Regions from separate parts of the Homo sapiens genome. Here region 2 is linked to region 1. The links are chromatin loops, found by intact Hi-C in ENCODE. Cell type or tissue: ascending aorta. All regions are shown on one strand.

Region 1 (8,000 bases):
GCAAATTGTGGATGAAGATGAAATTAGAAACCTAGGAGTCTCCTATAAATAACATAAGTAAACGTGTCTTTCTTTAAACCATTTGGCAGTTGGACTCTACTTTTTTTTAATGTAACTGTGCTCGGAGACCCCGTGTGCTGTTAGAACTTATATTTGAGTTACTGTCTGTAAAACAGGAACTTGTGTTTGTCTGATCTCTGGCTTGCAGTCCTTGATTATTTTAACATAAGGACTTATGAGGCTATTTATTACTATATCCTATCATTAAACTTAATTTTTTTCTTTTGAAATCTAAGAATAATCATTATGTAATACCTATAGAAAGATATGTTTCTAACTCTTGATGTTTGCATATAAGTCCCTAGATTATTATATATTTTCCAAACTTACCAGGAAAGGAATCCGTTGGCAGATTGGGGTATACGTGATGTCCTGAACAAATCATTACAGCATCAAAAATAGTAGATTCCTGTTTCCCATCCTTTTCAGTAACAACAACCCATTGGCCCGTGACTAAGAAGCTGGGACATTTCTTTATACCGGAAACCAGGGTCTTTAAGAAAACTAGAAAATTTATTTTTCCATTTATAATTCTACATGTGAAAGTTTTTTTCCTTCTTGCCTTGTTTCTGTGGAGGAAATAATTGTTACGAGCTCTCTTGGTCATTCAGAAATGTATAGAAAGATAGTAAAATTGGAGTCACAGTGAATCTTCAGTGAGTCTTTGAATCTCACAAGAAAAATTACTCACTGGAGTACATTTACTTTTTGACATCAAGTTAGTTGATTTAGGGGTAAATCACACTGAATATTTTTGTGAATGATGTCATATAACAAATCTGTGTTATTTTCTTATGGCTACCCTCTACTGACATGGCTTCCTCCTTTTCTGACCTCATCTTCCATCTACTCAATAAGTATGGGAATATCTCAAGGTTTGATCGTTGGCATCTCTTTTGCTCTGCATAAATACTCTTATCTTAGAAATATAGCAACTTTACGGCCAGGCGCGGTGGCTTATGCCTGTAATCCCAGCACTTTGGGAGGCCGAGGCGGGTGGATGACGAGGTCAGGAGATCAAGACCATCCTGGCTAGCATGGTGAAACCCCGTCTCTACTAAAAATACAAAAAATTAGCCGGGCGTGGTGGCGGGCGCCTGTAGTCCCAGCTACTCAGGAGGCTGAGGCAGGAGAATGGTGTGAACCCGGGAGGCGGAGGTTGCAGTGAGCCGAGATTGCGCCACTGCACTCCAGCCTGGGCGACAGAGCGAGACTCCGTCTCAAAAAAAAAAAAAAAAAATTAGCAAGTTTTGTGGTATGAATATACAAATACATCTATCCTTGGTCTCTCTTCTATCCAGTTTAGCTTGACCTTTCCATCTGGAGGGCCACCTAATACTTCCTCATATGTAGCAGGTTTTGATTGACCTACTTAAATTTCCTTTGAAACTGGCTTCTGACTTTCTTATTTCTTTGAATGATGACATGAAACTCCCAGCCACTTATGCTTCAAATCCATGACTTGTTTTCCTTGTTATTTCTCCATCCTTGCCTCATGTTTAAACAGTATTTATCTCCCAATCTCACGCTTTCTTTCCATGATTGCTAACACTGCCTTCATTCAAGTCCTTATCACTCCCTTGCATGGACTACGGCAAGAACCTATACCTAGCCTGTCTTCAGCCTCCCATTTCCTACAAGCCATCCTTTGTCCTGCTTGTCAGATTAATCTTCCTGAAGGACTATATTCATTTCTCAATTTCTCTGCTCAATTCACTGCTCAATTTCTGTTACTTCACAGCCTCTAAAACTTATTCTACATTTTGAATGCGATTACTATTAAGTCCATACAATTTTGTTCCAATTTACTCTTTTAGTTTTATTTTCTGTTATTCCCACAGACTTTTCTGGAACATATTCTGCAAATTGCTTCCCTAATGTCCATTCTCCCTTCATTCTTACTAACAGAACCCTGATTTTGTTTGGAGCGACAACATACACAGAAAAGGGATGCATTTTCCAGGTTCCTGTGCAACTAGGGTGGCCTGTGAGATATAAGCAATGTTGGACAGTTTTTTCAGGAGAATTTGTAAAAGGGGAGCTGATTCAGCTGAGAGAACATCCCTTTGCCCTTCATTCTTTACTTTTTTTTTTTTTTTTGCCTAGAAGGCAGATGTGACGGCTCAAGCTTCAGCAACTGTTTTGCACCACAAGGCAAACGTCATGATGTAGGCCACGTGCTAAGATGGGTGAAGCTGAATCTTTGATAACTTTGGTGCCATCACATAAGCTCTGGATGTCCCTTCTTTGGACTTCTTTTACATGGTTGCAAAATAATCCTCTATTTTTCAAAGTCACAGTACACACTAGTTTACTGATATATGTGGCCATATCTCATCCTAGCATATATATCTCCCTCCTAACCAACTTGGTTTGCCCACTGTTCTCCAAATGAGCAGGGCATTTTCCCACCTCTCTAATTTTACTCATGCCACTCATTTATCTAAAACACCTACTAAATACAACTAAATTTTACCTCCTCTAGAAAATACCTTCCCCCAAAGTGTTGCCTCTTGCTTCATGATCTCCATAGCATTGTTTTATTTATAAACAAATCATAAAGAGCTTTAAAAAATTTTCTCTTTGATTGAAATTGTTACTGGAATCTTTTTACTTACTCTTTACATATTTATTTTGAAATAACTTCTTGAGAGCTAAGTCTTAGACCTCTTTTTCTTTTACATATAACACATAGCACAATGCAAGCACACAATAGGAACTTCATTAATGTTTGTTGATATTAACACCATAATGGAAGCAAATGAATGTAATGAATGAATGGAATAAAATGACTATTGGAAAATTTTATTTTAACTATACATTTGGGGCTACTCCAGGTAAAATAATGATGTAAATATCACCATGGTTCATAATTTTGCTGATTGTTTTTCCCACTATATGCAAGTGTTCTGCATTTAGCAGCAGTTAATTGAGGTTAAGAGTTCCAAACATACAGACAGAAATGCTCAATAAAGAGTCCCAAATAAATGTAAAACATTATTCTCGCAGAAACAATGCTGAAATCTCACCTTTTTAATAAAAAAACTAATGAACTGAGTGGGTAAAGATGGGGGCAATGACTATATTTCCCATTTAAGTTGTTAACCTTTTCATAATGTAATGGGAGAAACCCTACCAAATGCTCTGGTTTTTTGAACCACAACTCATTGGCATTGAACTGACAAAATTCCTAATATATACTAAAGCATTTTGGATTATTTCCAAAACATCAGAGCATGAGGGTGGAAAGTGGACAATGATGGGCTAGCTGCCTCCATTTTCTAAGGTAGTCTGAAAGCTCTCAGAGACTAGTGAACTAGTAAGTCTAGGAGAGAAAAAATCAATGCATGAATGCTTTATAATCAGAGCCAACATTTGATTACTGAGGTGCCCAAACATTTGGCTCTAATTTTTATAATAGTTTGCTGCCTCCTTTTTCTCTAACCCACACATATCTTAATTTCAACAGTACAAGTTATGAGACCCCTACCTCAAACTGTATGTATCTTAAAAGATCCTTCTTTTGAGCATATGTCTTTATATATTCCTGGAGCTTGCTGTGGTGTATATAGTTTGGGTAATCATCCGGATAAGGGAAGTCTGGAAAGCACATCATTTCTTTGGAAGAGTTTGTGAATACAGACTGGTAAATGCTGGCTCTGCCTTCTTCTGTGTGGTCCTAGGGAGAATAAGAAAGCTTAAAGAGAAAGCCAAGAATTGTGTTCCCTTCAGTGAACACAGTGGTTCAATTCTTGGTTGACTAAAACCCTTTTCATGTTTAAAAGCGTAAACAAAAATTAAAAGCTCTCAGTAAGATAAGGAATGGAAAGCCCTTCGCGTAGCACCTGGCACAGAACTGGAGCTCTTTCCATGTGAATCCTCTTACTGTAATTACCCTCAGTGTTAGCTCTGTCTTTATAGCCACTTAGTGGTTTTTGCTTTCTCCTGTGCCACCACTGGTTCTGATCTTATACTCAGGTTAAAAAAAAAACAAAAAACAAAACTGTCTAGAAGAGGCTCTGACTTCTAGCCTATTTATTTGCTTTTGGAGTTTAGCAAACTCTTCACTGGCAACAACCCAATATTGCAGTGGTTTCCCAGCTTTGGCGTAATGAGAATCGCCTGGAAGCTCCCTAGACCGTAGATTCTTGGGCCCTATTCTTAGAATTTCGGATTCAATCTGTCTGGGGTGGAGTCTGGGGTGGTTTGCATTTCTATCAAGTTCCTGGTGATGCTGATGTGGCTGGTTTAGGAACCACACTTTGAGAACCACTGCTCTGTTGTAAATGAATCCTATTCTTTGGCTCACCAGTTGCTGGACTTCACTCCTCACCAAAGAAACACAGGAAACCAGAGCCCTTAGAACATGTGTTAAATCTTGGCACTTCATTTTAAAGCCTCTGTGTAATTGAAAAGTGGCTTATTTTTTAGAAGCAGTCAAAAGCTAAATTGAAAATAAACATTTCCTCTCAGTTGTGAGGGTAGGGTAAAAGTGCACACAATGTGCTGCCTTGAAAATACATTTCAGAGCTGGCAGCTTCTGCTTCCCGAGGTCCGGAAGGACTCTTGTGCAATGGGGGGAAAGAGATGGAATGTCACGTTGCTGCTGGATTCAAGATGTGTCTCTCCCTCTCACACCAGATGACCTCTGGAAGAGGGAAACAAAAAGTGCTGGAAAGGGTTGAGAGGATTGTGTCCCCGTGGGGAAGTGGGGGGCTGCCCAAAGCCTCAGTATTTTTTCTCAAGTTGAAAACATAATCTTCCTCTATTCATGGTTGCTGTATTTCTCATAAGCGTGGAAGCACAGGAATTTAAACTTTTTAAAATTTTTGTGGAGGTCAGAAAAAGGGTGAAGGCTCATGTCCAGCAGTTTGGCAGGCTGAGTGCTTCCCTTTCACCCACAGCTAGCGCCTTCTACTGATGGTTGTGAGAAGAAGGAGAGGTGGGAAGGAGGTTTTTTCAGCTGCCTGTTGAAAGGAGGCAGGGCTGAACTGTGGGATGGAGCCTGGTTAAAGAATGTAAGACTCTGTTCTGGGAAACAGATGCTAAGGCCTTGGAATATTTCCATCTTGAATGAATCTCTGCTTTTTTGCCCCTTGACCTCAGCCAATTATAACACCAGGAGAGAAGAGTATGTACACTACAGCTCCTTGGAATTTTTCCGAAAAGACTGTTCTCCAAACAAACACAAAAAAGCAAATGTATTAGATAACAAGTCAGTTGCTCCAGGGAGCATGCATTTTTATTATTTCAATATGAGGTGTGGTTTGAGCCAGTAAGGAGGAAATTCAACTTTGACTCTGCCTCTAGCTGAGGGAGCTTTACCCTGGAACCAGAGATCTAAGCAGCTGTGGGCACCATCTGTCTTGGATGATAACCGTGTTCATCTCTCATCTTTCCCACGAGAACATAAGTAACTTGAGGGCAAAGTCAGAGGTTAATTTCAGAATGTTGTACATGCATCTAAGCAGTTTACCTTGATCTTCTTTCCTATTCCAGCTCTGCTTATGAGTCCCATATCTCCTTGTCTAAATATGCCCTTGAAATATGCTCAAAAGTTGCCTTCAACTTTGTCATGGCTTTCTTTACCTTCCCTCTCAGCTACTGCCAAATCATCTTTAGTTTTACTAAGGTCCCATTATCCTTATTGCCCTAATTATATAGTCACTTATAGTTATTCTGATACTTGTTTTCTCACGGCTTTTAAAGTGCTGGCTGGCCTCTTATCTGCAGCTTATGCTTAATATAGTACCCTACACATAAAGTACACAGTATGTATTCATTGAATGAACAAAGGAATAAATGAGTGGGAAAAAGTTCAAATAGTCCTGGCTTCAGCTTTTGCAATCAAAATGCTACTAACCTATTGGTAAGCATTTTTTTTTTTTTTAATGGAGTCTTTCTCTATTGCCCAGGCTGGAGTGCAGTGGCATAATCTGAGGTCACTGCAACCTCTGCCTCCTGGGTTCAAGAGATTCTCCTGCCTCAGCCTCCTGAGTAGCTGGGATTACAGGCACCCACCACCACACCTGGCTAATTTTTGTGTTTTTAGTAGAGATGGGGTTTTTCTGTGTTGGCCAGGCTGATCTTGAACTCCTGACCTCTCGTGATCCACCCGCTTTGGCCTCCCAAAGTGCTGGGATTATAGGCATGAGCCACCGCACCTGGCTGTTGAGCAACTTCTTATTACAGCAGTAATGAAATCTTTTGAGGACACGAGGCCCTATTTAGGAGTGGATGAAACTTAAAACACACATTCAGCCTGCTAGTATTTAAATCCCATTTGGTTTTCATTTCTCAGAAAAAGCAAATAGTGAAAAGTTCAGAATTACCACGTTTCTGTCTGCTAGAACACCTTCTAAAAAAGGCTTACAAGATAAAGTCTTATGTAACACATAAAAAAAATCCCTCTCTGATTATATATTGTGCCAAGCAACTTTTCTAAGAAAAGAAGGAAGGGCTGGGGTATGTGGAGGAGGCTAAAGTTTTGAGTATTTGTATGGGTCCATATCCTCACCAGGACTTTGAGTAGAATTTTGCTTATAGACATGACCTTATGGAAAAGAAGAATTTCCTCTTGTGGATAACTCAGAATCCAACTTTGAATCTTACTGATCTTTGTATCATATTATTGCTTCCTTAAGTAAACTTTCTGATCTGGCTATATTGGATAACTCATGGATCCCTCTCTGCACACACCATGTTCATTGCCTTTTCTGTGCCTTTCATGGATTGTTGGTCTCTCTTAACCTGGTGCTGGCACACTGCCAATGACTGCATAGGCCTATGGAGTGCCATTCGCAGACTTTATTGGGAAATGCACTCTCTAGGAGTTGTGTCACAGGTGGTCCTCTATTTTGCTTGTCTGGGGTTATCCTTCAAGGCTAAGTGTCATCCCTGTGGGAGGTTTTCTTTGACCTACTAAGATTTCCGTAGTCCACCCTCTTCTAAACGCTCGAGGCACTCGTCCATTGAATTGATGGTGACAAGGTCTATCTTGTTGTTGTAGTTATATAATCTCTTATTTTAAAAGTCTTAGGGCCAGATATATTTTGGAATGTGTACATTTTTGGATTTTGCTCCATAATACTCCTAGTGAGATCTGGGGCAGCAATCTGTCAAATGCAATAAAATTTCTGCCGTGCAACAGAAGGTGAGACTTAGCTTCATGTTGATCCAATTCACGGTATTTAACCTTACGATTTCAGAAGAGGTTCGGCTATCAAATGAGTTTTTGCCCATTTGCTATCAAAGGATTACGGAATTATATTATGGCTTGCTTAATCAAATGAAATGGAACCATTTACAAGGAGTGATTATATTCCATATTTGTCATCCCAGTACTTAGCACAAACTACCAGAATAGATGCTCAAGCATCATTTAATTGTTACTAGGGAGATGGTAGAAAGCCATTTTATGATTTACTCTAAGCTGTCCACATTTCCCTGAGCAAATGTAAATAGGGAAAATTAAATTCTTGAAAAATATTAACTCTTGATTACCCCCTACTGGGAAATAAAAATTAATGACCTTATATCTCATGGAGTGCTTTCAGGGTTACAAAACCACAAATTTTTTTAAAAAAAGCTTGGAGAAGAATAAAAATGTGTTCTAAGTTAGCACTGATATACTCTATTGGAGGAGGCTATTGGCGCAGGCAGAGCAGTAACTGAGACCAGGACAGGAAGTAGTTACAATATGAATGATGTGAATATGTTTTCAAGCCAAATATGTATCATCGACAACTGATTACAATGGCTGGGAAATCCAGGACAGAAGAACTAGAAGTTTCTCCAAACTTGGCTTTGAAATTAAAAAAAAAAATGTGTTTACAAGGACTATTTCCTAATTATATTATTTCTACAATGAGCCCAAATGGCAAAGACCATAATTTTTCCCTCTGGATTTGGAGCTGATAGGCTATTCAACAGCCGCACAC
Region 2 (8,000 bases), 84 kb before region 1:
ACTAAGATAATGTCCAGTGCTTCATGCTGTCTTTATTAGGTTTTTTATTTCATAAGAGAACTGAGTCTTCTCTATTAAGAGAGCTAAAGTTTTTCTACAACTATGTAGCTTTCTATATTTGCCTTTGAAGTGTTTTAATTATCACTTTGGTTAAATAAATTACTACTATTCACAGTGACCTGTGATCCTATTAAATATTTTGCTCAAGTGTTTCAAACCTTTGATATTTTGGACAGACTTCCCAAATATAAAATGTAAAATTAAACCTTTTTCTTGACCTTGAATTAACTTTGAGATTTTCCACATGGGCCCTTGGAACACATCAAAAGGATATCCATCCTTACAAAAGATAGATAATAAGTATTTGGGCTTATTTGATACATTAAATTATATGAATAGTACTGTCAAAAATAAGTAATGCTTAACTTTCTTTGGGTTATTTTTGTGTGTATGTGTTATTACTATATGGTTTGGAAATTGTATGAAATTCATAGACATCAAGTTGTCCTCATATAATGCTGGTATTCATAATTCTAGTTATTATCTTAAAATGTTGTATGAAACAGAAGTAACTTCATTTCCTTATCAATTCCATCATTATTGTAGTGAATTTTCATTAGGTCTTTTTATTTTTCTTTTCTTGTCTGTCTTTTCTTGCTTTTTCTTATCTTCTTTTCTTTTCTGTTCTTTTCTTTTTTCAGAGGCAGAGTCTCACTCTGTCACACAGACTGGAGTGCAGTAGTATGGTCACGTCTCACTGAAGCCTTGGGCTCTTGGGCTCAAGCAATCCTCCCACCTCAGTCTCCCAAGTAGCTGGACTACTATGCACAACAACACCTGGCTAATTATTTTATTCTTCGTAGAGACAGGGTTTCACTATGTTGCTCAGGCTGGTCTTGAACTCCTAGGCTCAAGCAATCATCCTGCCTCAGCCTTCCAAGGTGCTGGGATTAGAGTCATGTACCACCATGCCTGGTCTCATCAGGTTTTTAACCATGGCAATTTTAAGTCTTGTCATTCACAGATGGTTAATTGTTTACTATGGTACTTTCCTGGGCAACTATAAGCCTAAAGTGTTTCATCTTCAAGAAGACTCATGAAAAGGACACTGACAAATATAGTTTTCTGATAACTTTAAGATCATACCATTGGACTGGCTAAGAATTCTACAATGAAAAAATTGACTGGTTCATAAAACTGTGAACCCAATATATGTCAGGACAAGAATTAATTAGATATCAGTGAAATGATTTGGCAGACTTTTATGCTAAGTCAGCCAGTACTGAAATTGTTAAGATATGCAATTTGAATAAACTTTAAAAGTTTGATCACTGTCAAATTACCTATGATAACCTATTTAATGAGCAGTACTATTCACCTGAATTGGAGAAACAAAATTGGTATTTAAAAAGACGTAAATGCAATATTAAGCATTAACTCATGAAGAGTCTGGACAGCTGCTTGGTCCTTCCTGAGTCCTTAAAGCTTCCATTATTAAGAGCTCTGAATTCCATATTCATCATGACAGAGATAAAATGATTCAAATTATGAAAAAATATTGATGGCATGACTTTTAAAATTGCTAAAATTTATAACCAATTTTGGTTATAAATTGTCAAACTCATAGTTCTGATAAGAAAATAAAAACTTCAGGTGATACACACCTGCTGGATCATTTGAACACTTAAAAATGGAGTTCCTTCAAGTGACACATTAAATGTATGTTTTCTGGTTGTATAGAAGCTTTCCCATGCAGGAAGGCTGATGCCATAATAATAGCTAAAGTTTATTAGAAAATGTGTTTCCCTTGGCTGGGCACAGTGGCTCACACCTGTAATCCCAGCACTTTGGGAGGCCGAGGCGGGTGGATCATGTCAGGAGATCGAGATCATCCTGGCCAACATGGTGAAACCCCGTCTCTCCTAAAAATACAAAAATTAGCTGGGCGTGGTGGTGCGTGCCTGTAATCCCAGCTACTGGGTGGGCTGAGGCAGGAGAATTGCTTGAACCAGGGAGACAGAGGTTGCAGTGAACCGAGATTGCGCCATTGCACTCCAGCCTGGTGACAGAGTGAGACTCCGTCTCAAAAGAAAAAAATAAAAAGGAAAAAAGAAAATGTGTTTCCCTTATCATTCATTCCTGGAGAAATCTTCAGTGATAGAAGTACTCATTTTGTGTCTGGAATTGGTTCCTTCCGGTGGGTTCTTGGTCTCACTGGCTTCAAGAATGAAGCCATGGACACTCGCGGTGAGTGTTACAGCTCTTAAAGATGGTGTGTCCGGAGTTATTTGTCCCTCCCAGTGGGTTTGTAGTCTCGCTGACTTCAGGAATGAAGCTGCAGACCCTCCCGGTGAGTGTTACAGCTCATAAAGGTAGTGCGGATCCAAAGAGTGAGCAGCAGTAAGATTTATTGTGAAGAGTGAAAGAAGAAAGCTTCCACAGCGTGGAAGGGGACCCAAGCGGGTTGCCACTGCTGGTTTGGGTGGCAAGCTTTTATTCCCTTGTTTGGCTCCACTCACATCCTGCTGATTGGTCCATTTTACAGAGTGCTGATTAGTCCTTTTTTACAGAGTGCTGATTGGTGCGTTTACAAACCATTAGCTAGACACAGAGCACTGATTGGTGTGTTTACAATCCTTTAGCTAGACAGAAAAGTTCTCCAAGTCCCCACCCAACCCAGAAGCCTAGCCTGCTTCACCTTTGAATTTCACTGGACAAGTTGTAAAACAGTTAAATAAGATATTATAAATACAATGGCATTAGGCGAAGCTAACTACATTGATTGGATTGCCTTAGTCAAAGGCAATTATCAACTGATGGCAATCACACTCATCCTCACTAGAAATCTAGGTTGACTGCTTATGAAATTAAATATTTGAAATTATGAAATAGTTACTTCAAGGCTTATTCCGTTAATAATAAAACCTATGGATCTTTTGCTTTTGTAAACTCTGACATGACTCAATAGTGCCATGCTTTGACGCATTATGCCAAAGCACATTTTCACTAGGTAAGAAAAGCCCTTTGTGACTCACAAATTGATGACAAGCAGACCTTTCATGATTTAGAGCAATGAGGTTGGGTCTTTTGGAAATGACACCAGAGGAAGACTGCCCTTGATAGGGACTATACCAAGTTCTTCTTTGCAGCAAAACCTCAGGGTTTTGAGTCTCGTATTCACATCTTTTTACTAAGAAGGGCTCCTCCAGACTCCTGGTGTATATTTGTTGGAGGCCTTAAGGTAAAGATGACCAGGGAAGTTTTTCCCCAGAGGCAGATGGTATCCTAGACATAGACACTTTCCTAAGACCATAGAATAAGATTTCTCTGTCATCACGAAAGCCTTATTTCTCCCCTTTCCCCCTAGTTTTCTGCTGTCTGAATCACTTCCTTTTCCTTAAAGGAAAATCCACGGGAGCATAATCTGTGTGTGGCTTTATCAAAAGCTTATGCCCTAAAAAGAAATGAGAGCAATTGTTGGGTTTGTAGGCTAATGCCACCATATCAGAAAACAATTTCTCTCATGCCAATGTCTGTGTTCCCATTGAGAGTCATCATGAAGCCCTAGAGGAAGAGTGGAAAGCTTTCCTTAAAATTCTAGACATTACTGCTACTTACTTTTCTACACTCACTAGAAATAGTACCACGAACTTTCCAATTAATAACCTAATTGTTACCAAATATAGAAAACATATCTGAGTGATGTCTGTAAAAGGTATATCACATATTCAAGACCTGGGGACTACCAATGCAGGTATGAGTAATTGCTTGTATGATGTCACTGAATTAAATCTGGAAGCTCCTTTTCCACTAAATGTGGTTATGCACCCTTACAGCATACCCTTTGAGTAAGTTTCTCACTGTACCTTACTCAGGAGCTATGTGAACTTGTGGACAAATTTAATTGACTTCTGCTCAAACACCACTAGGTGGCCATCTTTCCTAGCCCCTGAGGGCCTACATTGGGACTGAAGAGAATTTACTTACCTCTTCCTCACTGGTTCAGATTTTGCTATATGGCCTGTCTCCCTCCTACCTTCTGAATAGCTTTTCCTGAAAGTTCCCATTGTATCTTTCATAACCAGAGGCCAAAGCAATCAATAACCAAAATTAGCACAAACCTTGAAATAGATGGAGATAAGTTAGTTTCCTTGGAGGAAATGTTCCTGTGGGGTTATTGGGGGCACACTCTTGGCAGTATTGGGGTGCTGGTTGTATAGAATTTGAAGATAGTCTGTAAATTAGGAAAAATCTTAGATTTTGTAGCCAATGTGACCGCCCAAAAGTTCAGATGCATAGAAGCTGCTCTTTGAAAGGTGTATGAAAACATTCATGTTCAACAAAAATACTTAATGGAGCATCACGCAGATCTTCTCTTTGCCTACATTGAGGACTTGTGTATAGTGCTAAACGAAACTGAATATTGTACTTACCTTTCTCCTGATTTTACTACTACAAAAAGCTTAATTTAAAATGTGGCTGATACTGATGTTTCTCTAGACACTGCCACCAAATACATCAAGGAAATTTCTCACGGGAAAGGAACACATGATGTGTTTACAGGAGCAGCTAATGGTTGATTTGCAGGTATCCAGAATGGTGGAATGGTGGATGGCAGACTTGGCTATTGGAAGGTTTTTTATTGTTTATTTTTAGCCTAATCATTTGGGGCTAATATTCCAAGGTTTTAAAATCTTTATGTGTCTTTTAGTAGGTCTTCAGACTAGTATGACTTGTGTTACCAGGCTAACTACAGAATCAGGCACCTCTTTAAAGGAGGGCATTTTACTACTAACTATGGCCCTTAATCACCGTCATGCCCTGAACAAAGACTATAACCAATAGGACTTGAATACTGTTGAATTGTCTTTATTATTGCTTGAACTTTAAATTGCTTAATTTAGATTATTTTGGTTTGTAGAGACTCCTGTTAAGTAGTGTACTTTAATTTTTTAATTTTTTGTATTTTTCCTCCTGATAACCATTATAATATTCTTCCTAATGTATTGTATCCCTTAAGAGTCTTTCTCTCTCTTTTCTTTTCTTTTCTTTTCTTTTGACAGGGTCTGGCTCTATCACCTAAGCTGGAGTGCAGTGGTATGAGTGGTATGATCTCCATTCACTGCAACCTCCACCTCCTGGACCCAAGCTATCCTTTCACCTCAGCCTCCAGAGTAGCTGGGACTATAGGTGTGCACCACCATGCCCAGCTAATTTTTGTATATTTTTGTAGAGAAGGGGTTTTGCCATGTTACCCAGGATGGTCTTGAACTCCTGGGCTCAAGCAATCCACCTACCTTGGCCTTCCAAAGTGTTGGAATTACAGGCATAAGCCTCCATGCCTGGTCCCTTAAGAGTCTCAAATGCTCATATGGAGCCATCCGTTGTACATCAACTAATCTCATTATAGTTAGAAAAACAAAAATATCAGGAAAACATAAAGAATAATCCAACAAATTCGACATTGTGAATTGTGAATTTTATACTGAGACCAAACAAGTCCATTATGATGGTGAAAAAAATTGGACCTAGGTTATGGTCAATTTCTCAAAATTCAAAGGCTGATAAAAGAGGGGAATTGTTAAATTAAACTTTGGCCTAATGCTGTCTCTAAATGAAGCAAACTATAACCTAATATATATAAATAAAGCATAATATATGTTATATGTATGTTTTATATATATACATTATATATGTATATAAACCTATATATATATATATATATATATATATATATATATATATATATATAAACCTACCTTGAGACTACATTCTTGTAACAAGCAACTGAGTCTCAGTTAACTGTAGCAGCTGAGCTTTTGGCCAATCACAGGCTGCAAACTGCTCAGACATGTCCAAATAAAGCAAGTGCTAAACTGTAACAAATCAGGCTATTTTGTTATGTCACTTCCTTTTTCTATCTATAAATATGGACTGCCCACATTGCCAGGTAGAGTCTTCTGAACCTTTACTGGTTCAGGGTAATGCCCAATTCATGAATCATTTGTTTGCTCAAATAAATTATGTTAAACTTAACTTGTCTAAAGTTTTTATTTTAATAGCACCATGCTCTTTGAAATGCCTGTTCCTTGGTGCTGTAAAGAAATAGCACTTGAACATAAATTCAATTTCCTCAGCAAGGCCATTTCTATACTTTCTGCAGAAAGGGTACACTCACCAGCAGTTTTGCCATGAGAGTACACAGAACAAAGGAGACAGGGTCATTTATAACTTGATGCGTCCACCTTACCACCTTACTGCTGTGTCCGGTTTCCATTGGCTAGAACAGGACCTCACATTCTGTATTTGTCCCGATTGGCTAGCAACTTAGAACACTTTAAAAGAGGCAAAAGCAGAGGAGAACAAAGGAAGGAGGAAGTAACTTGTAGAATGCTGAGAAAAGTAAAAACACCTTCAAATAAGGAAGAGAAACAGGCTATGACCTAATGCTTGCTTGGACTAGTATGAGCACGCCAAGGCAAATATTTAGGCTAAATTGTAAGAGCTAAGAACATAAAGTACATTGATTTCTTTATTATGGCTAGCAGATAGTTAAGAATGTTACTATAGGTCTTTCAATAAATTTTGCTTTTAAGGGAAGTTACTATTTATTCCTAATTAAATGGGGAGACAAGTCTTTCCAGAGGAACTTCTACTTTACTTTTTACAATTCCTCCTCTTATTTCATAATTCTTCTTCAAACTTGTTTAATATGTTTTGACTTAATTGCTTTGTTTGTCCTTTTAAGAGAAGTAATTTTTCTGAATAAGGTGGAGGAGAGTTAGGAGTTAACTCTGTAAGCATGGCAGAGACAGGTTTTTGTGTAAAACTTCGACGGTAGGGAATAATATAACAGCCTACAAGAATAAGTACACCAATAACAACAGCAAATGAGGTGAGAATTGAAGTTAAAATTTCTTTTTATCTACTGAACAAATGTTTTATTACTTTAGAAAAAGGGTTATTTATTTTATTATTTTTGGCAAGTTTATTGGATAGGGTTTTTAATTCTTGTAGCACTTTTGTTATAATTCTGTCAGGGGCAGTATTTTTAGGAACAAAGGTATAACATTAAATTTTAAGTATGACACAAACATCTTCTTTTTCTGCTAATATTATATTTAAAGTTATTTTATTTTTCTAGGCCATCTGGCTGATAGGTCCTAATTGCTTAGGTATCTCTTTGATGGTGTCCTCAGTGTAATTTATGAATCGTTGCTGATTGTAATAGATATAGTTTATTTAGCCTACTTTTTTTTATAGTTACTTACTAGAACAATGTGGATTTAAATTCTGCAGCTAATTGATTTTGTGCTTTAAACTTATTTGGCACTTCTCACAGGACTTTAATGGCATTTATGTAAACCTGAGGATTAAAGGACTCATAAGGAGTTTCCTTTGGCCTGAGGTGTTTTGTTTTTACCTTTTTAGATTGATGAATTGCTACGGTGAAAGGGATAGCGAATTGGATTAGAGCACAAGTACTGTTCTAATTATTTGGCAGAGTGTCTAATAAAGGTCTTCTACAGTACTACTATACATTTGCTTGGGGATGGCTAAGCATAGACTGATAATCAAGCTCTTGGAAAGACTTGAGCTCCTTGCATTTTTTTTATGCTTCCAAGGAACACCAAATTTTCCTCTTGCTATGAGAGGCATGAAGTAAACTTGGCCATCTGAGATGGAAGCTGGATTGCCCTTGGGGGCTGACCCGTAGGGTGTTGAATTTCAGGAAATAGCAGATAGAGAGCTCGGCATGATGTATTATCCTAAGCCATGGGATTCTGAAAGAGAGCCACCATACACTCCATATCTGGTTGACAAGGAGACCATCCAAGTGGAAAGGGGACAATCTGGGCCTCTGGCCTACCATGTGTACAAGCATAATAATCGCTTTTATTTAAAGTGCGAACGGAATATTTAATTCATTCCAGCCAGGCATTTGCATCTTGATATTTTTGTCTTGATGGCTAAGGTCTGTCTTAGATCTCTTATTTTTA

What was found. A loop is a pair of places that touch in the nucleus more often than their neighbours do. Peaks named below come from ENCODE experiments on the same cell type or tissue, not always from the same donor. Only the 100,000 strongest peaks of a DNase experiment are listed, where the experiment ranks them.
Region 2: it touches region 1 in a loop (4-fold over the local background); 11 of 110 quality-filtered maps call a loop at or near these places.

What each region holds. Positions count from the first base shown.
Region 1 is chr1:171,138,910-171,146,909 of GRCh38, reverse strand. The region is part of intron 3 of FMO1-AS1 (FMO1 antisense RNA 1); the gene reads left to right. It also overlaps the pseudogene FMO6P. Among named protein-coding and RNA genes, the nearest start is that of MIR1295A, 41 kb to the right of the region's middle. In ascending aorta, a CTCF peak has its summit at 4,959 (motif pointing left); DNase peaks (open chromatin) are centred at 4,229, 4,629, 5,019, 6,199 and 1 weaker place; H3K4me3 peaks cover 1,566 bases; H3K27ac peaks cover 5,229 bases.
Region 2 is chr1:171,222,892-171,230,891 of GRCh38, reverse strand. The region is part of intron 2 of FMO1-AS1 (FMO1 antisense RNA 1); the gene reads left to right. LOC124900413 (a long non-coding RNA gene) reads left to right here and starts at 6,531. Exons shown (of 2, transcript XR_007066731.1): 1 at 6,531-6,895. In ascending aorta, a CTCF peak has its summit at 3,931 (motif pointing right); DNase peaks (open chromatin) are centred at 3,957 and 7,724; H3K27ac peaks cover 3,024 bases.